2 separate regions of the Homo sapiens genome follow, and region 2 is linked to region 1. A link is a loop called in an ENCODE intact Hi-C map of the cell type or tissue named here. Cell type or tissue: IMR-90. All regions are shown on one strand.

What was found. A loop is a pair of places that touch in the nucleus more often than their neighbours do. Peaks named below come from ENCODE experiments on the same cell type or tissue, not always from the same donor. Only the 100,000 strongest peaks of a DNase experiment are listed, where the experiment ranks them.
Region 2: a loop joins it to region 1, with 5 times the contacts of the local background. A loop is called at or near these places in 1 of 110 quality-filtered maps.

Annotation. Positions count from the first base shown.
Region 1 is chr2:203,780,709-203,784,708 of GRCh38, forward strand. It overlaps the pseudogene RNU6-474P. Among named protein-coding and RNA genes, the nearest start is that of CD28, 76 kb to the left of the region's middle. In IMR-90, a CTCF peak has its summit at 1,785; DNase peaks (open chromatin) are centred at 1,713 and 3,303; H3K27ac peaks cover 769 bases.
Region 2 is chr2:203,624,977-203,628,976 of GRCh38, forward strand. No RefSeq gene overlaps it. Among named protein-coding and RNA genes, the nearest start is that of CD28, 80 kb to the right of the region's middle. In IMR-90, no CTCF peak of the experiment used is centred here; DNase peaks (open chromatin) are centred at 2,205 and 2,615; H3K27ac peaks cover 2,360 bases.

The sequences.
Region 1 (4,000 bases):
CAGTGATAAATAAACACTCAAGCTTTTTTTTTCTTTTTTAAGACAAGGTCTTGCTCTTTCACCCAGGCTGGAGTGCAGTGTCGTGATCATGGCTCACTGCAGCCTCGACCTCCTGGGCTCAACCTATCCTCCCACCTCAGCCTCCTAAGTAGCTGGGACTACAAGAGAGCCACCACACCCAGCTAATTTTTAAGTTTTCTGTAGAGATGGGGGTCTTGCTATGTTGCCCAGGCTGGTCTCAAATGCCTGGACTCAAGGAGTCCTCCCACCTTAGCTTCTCAAAGTGCTGGGATTACAGGTATGGGCCACTGCACCTGGCCCAACTCTCAAGTCTTAATGGCTTAATACAACACTCATGCCACAGTCTGACAGGTGCACGAGAGGTAGCCTTCTATGTGCTGACGCAGGGATTCAAGCGTCTTCCATCTCACAGATTCCATGCCTCTTATGTGTCCTGAGAATTTTCCACTGGATCCTCTGCACTAAGCAAGTCAATGAGTGAAAGAGATCAAGGAAGATCTCATAAGACACATGGCCTGGCATAGAAATAGCACACATACGTTTAATCTTGCTTTATTGGCCGAAACCCAGTCACATGCCCCAACCCAATGGCTAGGGTATTCTTGTATGCCCAAGAAGAGGAAATGGGATTGGGGAGCATCTAGCTAGCTCTGCCACAGATGGTGACAGATCCAAAGTCATGTGGGACACAGTTGAAGGAACTAGATAAAGTCAAACTGGAAAAAAATGATACCTGTTCTCAAATATACCTCCCTCAAATATTCAAAGTGCTGTTGTGTGGAATAAGGAATATACTTATTCTGGATAGCTTCTGAAGGCAGAACTAGGAAGAAAGAGTGAGACAAATGGGACAAAGTTTTATCTGTTTAATATAAGAAAGAACTTGCTATCAATAGAGCTGTTCATCTCAGAGCAGATTACTCTGTGAGTACTAATAAATACTATTTTATTAAGTGCTTACTATGTGCTAAATTCTTAAATCATTTGGTTATAATAACTACTCTTGAAATAGTACTACTAATATCCATACTTTGCAGATGAAGAAACTGGTCTTAGAGAGATTGTGTAAGTTGCCCAATGACACACATATAGTAAGAGGCAGGACCAGGATTTGAATCCTGGTCTTTTTGAACCCAAAGTGTGTGCACTTAAACCCTAGGCCATACTGCCCTTAAGGAATTTTGTTATTAGGTGGTGTGGATAATAACAGTTCAGCAGGGATATTTCAAAGAGGATTTCTTCATTGTATTTGAGTTGGACTGAAATGGAAGCTGTCTCATGATAGGTATGTATAAAGAAACTTCTGAGTACTCACTTCAGAAGCACATATATTAACATTGGAATGATACAGAGAAGATTAGCATGGTCTCTGTGCAAGGATGACACGCAAATTCCTGAAGCATTCCATATTTTTACCACCTGAATTTTTGTAAAAATAAAATAAATAAAATAATTTAAAAAGAAACTTCTGGGGACATTGAAAGAGTCAGTTAAGTAACTAGTGCTTTGGTGTTGGGTGCTGAGGGAAGCGCAGGACTCATACAGGGAAGCAAAGTTAAGCAAAATTCATTGCTGTTCCAACTAAAACTTCACCATGAGTATGTGGTTGCCATAAGTGATTAATAAACAGTAGGAGGTTTGGGGGTGAAAATGACTCATGGGGCTACGTCCTATGCATGAGGGTTTGGCTACCACCAAAGCAAATCTTGATACAGCCACTGCCAGGAATATTGCTGGGCTTCAGCTGGATGCTCAACATCTCCCCCTACAGGAGTCAGAGATGCAAATCCTCTACTTGTGTTGGCTGTAGTAATTTGTTTAGTTCACACTCAGTCACATAGAAGCAGGCGCTGGCAGCCTTAGTAATTTTGTCAGGTAGCCATGGAGACTCTATGTTGCTTCAGAAATTCATGGTCTACAAAGGGCGAGTGGATTCTGAAAGCATTGGAAGCGCATCATAATTCCCTGTCTCTGGCTTGCATTTGTAAAAGCAGATGAGCAAAACAAATATAATCGGACCCAAGTATCCAAACCTATGAAGAGACCCATTGCACAGAACACAGTACTACTAGTCCTGCATCCTACAACAAGCAAGTTCTTATCTGGACTCAAGTGGCTATTCAGGAATTGCTGCATGCCAAGAATACAACACTGCAAGAAAATGCTCTCTAGTTTGTAAAAATTTATACCCTGTCTAAAGTGGTTCAGAAGTCACTGCCTATGCCATTTAAATGTGAAACAAAACAGAGTTCACCCCAAAGGAGAAGAAACAGTAAATATATATGGAGCACAGAATTGAACAGACTGCCACACTTAGGTAAGAAAATTGCTACACGATTTCCAGTAGCTAAAGCTGTAAGAGAAACACAGTTATATATTTTTCATTTTCTGACAACAGGAAGCAAATAAATCCATCAGCAGATAATTTTTTTTTCTCCATGCAAATAAATGAAATGACCAATGAATGGTATGGGTTCTTGTATAAAATACAGAGATTTATGGAGTGAACAGAATCTTAACTTCAGTATAAAAGATACTGAAATGAGCCCTCAGATGGCTCTTGAATTAGACATCCATAAAGACAGAGAGCATAACTTTAAGTAACAATGAAGTCATTTTTGTAACAGGCTCTGTTGACATTGTGCAGAAATTCTTTTTCCAGGGTTTAAGTTAATAGAGGGATAGAACTGTGAAGCTCTATATCAGGGATTCTCAAGCTTTAGTGAATGACTTTGGGAGCTTGATAAAAAGGTGGATCCTTAGGCCCCTTTCCCAGAGCTTTGGATTCTGTAGGCCTGGAGAAGGGCCTAGAAATCTGCATTTTTAACTCTCACCCCACCAAGTGCTTGAGATGGAGGTGGGCTGTAGATCCGATTTTGAGAAACACAGATGGGGTGACATAAGTGGACTTTGAGCAGGTGTTAGGCCAAGATCTGTTTGCAATGGGAGGGAAACTAGCTGGAAGCATTTCACAGCCTCTGTGCAGCTGAGGCTCATTTGGAAGAAGGGCTCAAGGTCTAACGTGGGCCAGGAACTACACTAGATGCTTGCATACACTGACTCTCATAAAGAACCAAGAAGCCACAGGCAGCATTTCTCTTCACAACACATTAGATTTGATGTCTATTTAAATTATCTGCCATGAATTGCTTAGAGCAAAAAGCTTACTATAACATTCTAGTTACAGAATTATGTGAGCATTGTGGTATGTCCAGAGTCCCAGGAATGTTAAGTGTGTATCCCTAGATGGCCCCATTTTTTCTATTGCTCACAGTTATGAAACATAGTTTAAAACTTGTGTCCCCATGAAAGGAATTTGTGCTTTGAAGTTCTTCCTACATCTGAGAAATCTAAACATGCCAGTGGTCATCATAAAGTAACCCTGTGGGCCTGAGGGGGATGTGGGTGTGCACGAGTGATGGGCAGGGAAGCTGCGGACAGGATTAGAGAGCTTCTTCCATTTTTCCCATTACTGGTCACCACAGGTCGTGCTGGTTTGAAAACAGAAACAAAACAAACAAGCAAAAACCCACCTAGCTTTTTGGGTTAAAGAATGGTTAACTTTGGGGCCGGGCGCGGTGGCTCATGCCTGTAATCCCAGCACTTTGGGAGGCTGAGGCGGACGGATCACAAGGTCAGGAGATCGAGACCATCCTGGCTAACACGGTGAAACCCCGTCTCTACTAAAAATACAAAAAATTAGCCAGGCGTGGTGGCGGGCACCTGAAGTCCCTGCTACTCCAGAGGCTGAGGCAGGAGAATCGCCTGAACCCGGGAGGAGGAGCTTGCAGTGAGCCGAGATCGCGCCACTGCACTTCAGCCTGGGCAACAGAGCGAGACTCCATCTTAAAAAAAAAAAAAAAAAAAGTTAACTTTTTGGGTTTGGCGTCGGTGCACATCTCTAGTCATGATAGTGTGTCCGGAATTGGTGAGTTCTTGGTCTCACTGACTTCAAGAATGAAGCCGCGGACCCTCGCGG
Region 2 (4,000 bases), 160 kb before region 1:
TTGGGTGTGAGCTTTTTCAAAGAGTTTCTTGAGTCCTTCACACGAAAAGAGTAATATATATAAAACAGGAAAACTACTAAGAGAAAAAGTGGGCAGGGCACGGTGGCTCATGCCTGTAATCCTAGCACTTTGGGAGGCCGAGGTGGGTGGATGACCTGAGGTCAGGAGTTCGAGACCAGCCTGACCAACAGGGTGAAACCCTGTCTCTACTAAAAATACAAAAATTATCTGGGTGTGGTGGCGTGTGCCTGTAGTCCCAGCTACTAGGGAGGCTGAAGCAGGAGAATCACTTGAACTTGGGAGGCGGAGGTTGCAGTGAGCCAAGATTGTGCCATTGCATTCCAGCATTACAGCCTGGGCGACAGAGTGAAACTCTGTCTCAAAAAAAAAAAAAAAGAAAAGAAAAAGAAAAAGTGATGCACAGATAATTTTGAAAAATGGAAAAGTAGAAAGATGACTAAAAAGATACTCTTAGTCTCACCCTCTAGAGGCTATCACTATATTAATATTTTGATGGATTTTCTACTAGGTTATTTTTCATGCATAGTTTTACTTTTGTTTGTTTGTTTGTACTCTATAAACAATCTCATAAACTGCCTTTCTCACAGAGCATTATCACATACTGGGCAGACTGGGCACCTGAGACACAGTCCTGGGTAACCAGGAGCAGAAGACTGGTTCAATATGAAATCCATAAGGCGCAGCTGAGCGGGAATTTGGAGAGCCAAGCAAGTGGATACTAAAAACAAGGAAGGAAGAAATGAAATTTCAGAAATTGGGCAATGTTGCCAAGAGTGGGGAGATTGGAATTTGGGTTTAATGGAGGAAAAGAACAGTTTGCTGAAGTCCACCCAAAGACTTTTCCTAGGCTGTTTAACCACTGCACATGTGTGTTGGTCTTTGGCCCATGATATTTGCTTAGCATCTGACCCTAGATACATATACATCAGGGATTTGGCACCAAATGAGGCGTGTAAGGAAAAAGCAGAGGATTTTTCTCCTAGGAACCATAAAAGAAAAACAAATGTGTTGGCTCTATGTACTATAACAGGATGTGAGGGAAACACATTGAACTCTATATTCTACAGTTGTTCTAATTGTGCATTTTACTTTCTGACAAATAGAGCCTCTAAGAATTGGTAGCATATTTGGCAGAGATTAAACTCTAGGTTGGGCGCTGTGGCGCACACCTGTAGTCCCAGAACTTTGAGGGGCCAAGGTGGGCGGATCACTTGAGGCAAGGAGTTCAAGACCAGCCTGGCCAACACAGCAAAACCCTGTCCCTACTAAAAATACAAAAAATTACCCAGACGTGGTTGTGCATGCCTGTAGTCCCAGCTACTCAGGAGGCTGAGGCACAAGAATTGCTTGAACCCAGAAGGTGGAGGTTGCAGTGAGCCGAGACCGTGCCACTGCACTCCAGACAGGCAAGACTGTCTCAAAACAACAACAACAACAACAACAACAACAACAACAACAACAACAACAACGAGATTAAGTTCTAATATATGGCCATATGGTAAATTTTATATTCATATTCAACATACTACTCTGAGATTTGAAGAGCAAAAGGCATGCTGTTGTTTTTCTTTGAAAACAGAATTTAAAAAAATATTTATTACTCATTGGAAAGAGTAATTAATAACATCAAAATGGGAAATATCTCAGTAAATAAATGCCCTAAGGTGGAATAGTTCCTATAAGCTATTCCTTTGTGAGAGCAATTTTTCCTAAAATCTCAAAGGAACTGGCCACTGCTTAATCTGAGAGGGAGGCAGGACAGAACCTTAACATTTCTGTGGTAAGACACTTAAGCCCTTATAGTTGCAATCCCTTACTCTAAGTTACTTGTCCGAGAATATCTAAGCTTATGCAAATTTTAGACTGAATATCAGAAGGCAAATGGAAAAATTAATGAGTTGAAATGCTCTTGCTTTGATTAGGACCATGACATTTGAGTTTAGTTTAGTTGAAGTAAACATATTAACAAGCCAAGGAGAAAGATAAGGAGGAGACAACACGTGAGAAGGCTGAACCAATCAAAGCAGGAGACCCAGGATGTGGATGTATGAAAATTCCAGGGAAGACTGTTTACCTCCCAGACTCCAGAACAGGAGATTGGAATTTGCAAAGGCAAAAAAGATGAGAACTGGGCTTTATCAAGCAACCATAGTTTTCAGTTGCTTCATGCATGCCTTGGGTCTGTTTTGATAACCAGCATATCTTTTGTAACCCAGGCAAGAAGGAAAAATATGTGTCCTACTGAAGGGGCTGGACTAGATTGTGAGATGGGCTCTGAGCATTCCAGCCTCAAAGATAATTAAGACTCAAGAAGTTTTCTTCTTGAGCAAGAGTTCAGGAAAAGTTTATACTGACTTCACAACTGGCTCTGACCAAAAGTTTCAGTGCCCTTTTGTTGGAAGTATTAACTTACTTGACCCCTAGTTTGTACATAAAACTGGCTAAAGAGAAAGGAGGCAACATGAAAATGGATTTTAAAAATCCGGTTTTGAACTATGCCTGGCATGCTAAAATATTTAATTCTTCAACACTTGGCATTTAGAGAAGAGGGTGGATTTAAACAGACCAGCTGGCTAATTACACTTTGCCAACATTCCTACTGGCTGCTTACTGGGTGAGTCCTGTTTATGTCAAAGTCTAACTCTGTCCTTTATCCCTTATCATGGCCAAGAAATGGAATCCCATGCATTTTACTTAATATGAAATGTTCTGGTGAAACCCAAAGCAACAAAGGCCACTTTACTTTCTTGGTGAGCTGGACAAGGCAGGTGGTACTTGAAGGTTGTGGAGAAGTCTCCGGACAGGCTTAAAGTTATGAACAACTAAGATTCCAGCTTACCACCCTCCCCACCTCCTTTTATTTATTTATTTAGAGACAAGATCTTGCTCTGTCACCCAGGCTGGAGTACTGGGTTGTGCTCCTAGCTCACTGCAGCCTCGAAATCCTGGCCTCAAATGATCCTCCTGCCCTAGCCTCCCAAAGTGCAAGGCCAACCTCATTTTAGTGAAGATAATTTTTTTATCCTTAATTAAGATATTGTGAAGCCTGGGCACAGTGGCTCATGCTTGTAATTCCAGCACTTTGGGAGGCCGAGGTGGGCAGATCCCTTGGGCCCAGGATTAGGAGATTAGCCTAGGTAATATAGTGAACCCCATCTCTACAAAAAATACAAAAATGAGGCAAATGAGCCGTGTGTGGTGGTGTGCACCTGTAGATCCAGCTACTTGGGAGGCTGAGGTGGGAGGATCACTCCAGTGTAAAGACATTTTAATTAAATAAATTTTTGAAAAGTAAAGACACTGTGCTGACCAGACAAAACGCATCCGTGAGCTGTATTTTGCTTTAAGGGCTACCAATTTGTGCCTGCTATCTAGTGACAGCTCATAATTGAAGGTCTGAATTTTTGGGCTCCACTTAATTTGTTAAAAGTGGCTTGCAAAACTCCTTTATAGGAGAGGAAACGATTGTCCAAATCTTCTGCATGTTCTAAAATTAGGTAAAAACATTTTTCCTATAACTTTTCTAGTGCCATTAAATGAAGTGTCCTTGGAAGGAAGATGTTCATCTTGGAAATTGCTAGGTGAGGGTTGCCCTTCACTTTCTCAATGAATAGCTAGCAGTAAATACTCAGGGTCCCCCTCCATCGCCCCCACTCCAATCTTAGGGGTTATCAGCACACCACTCTGGACCACTCCTTAATCCCAGGCGTACTGGGCTCTGCTATGTACTTCCAAAATCCCAGTGGCACCATAAAGGAAGCAAGCCATCATTACAGTGACTTTTAAGTCAGTTTTGTGAATAAGGCCGGAAGTTTTTGTTGATGAGAAAGAGAGATTACTGTGTTGCTTTGTATAAATAAATAAAAATAAATTCCTCTTAAGGTGGGTGCTCCTATGGGGAGAAGTTTGAATGGGTATGATTTACAGTAGGGATAGTAATATTTAGACAAGGATAGAACTATGGCTTTTAAAATCCTCT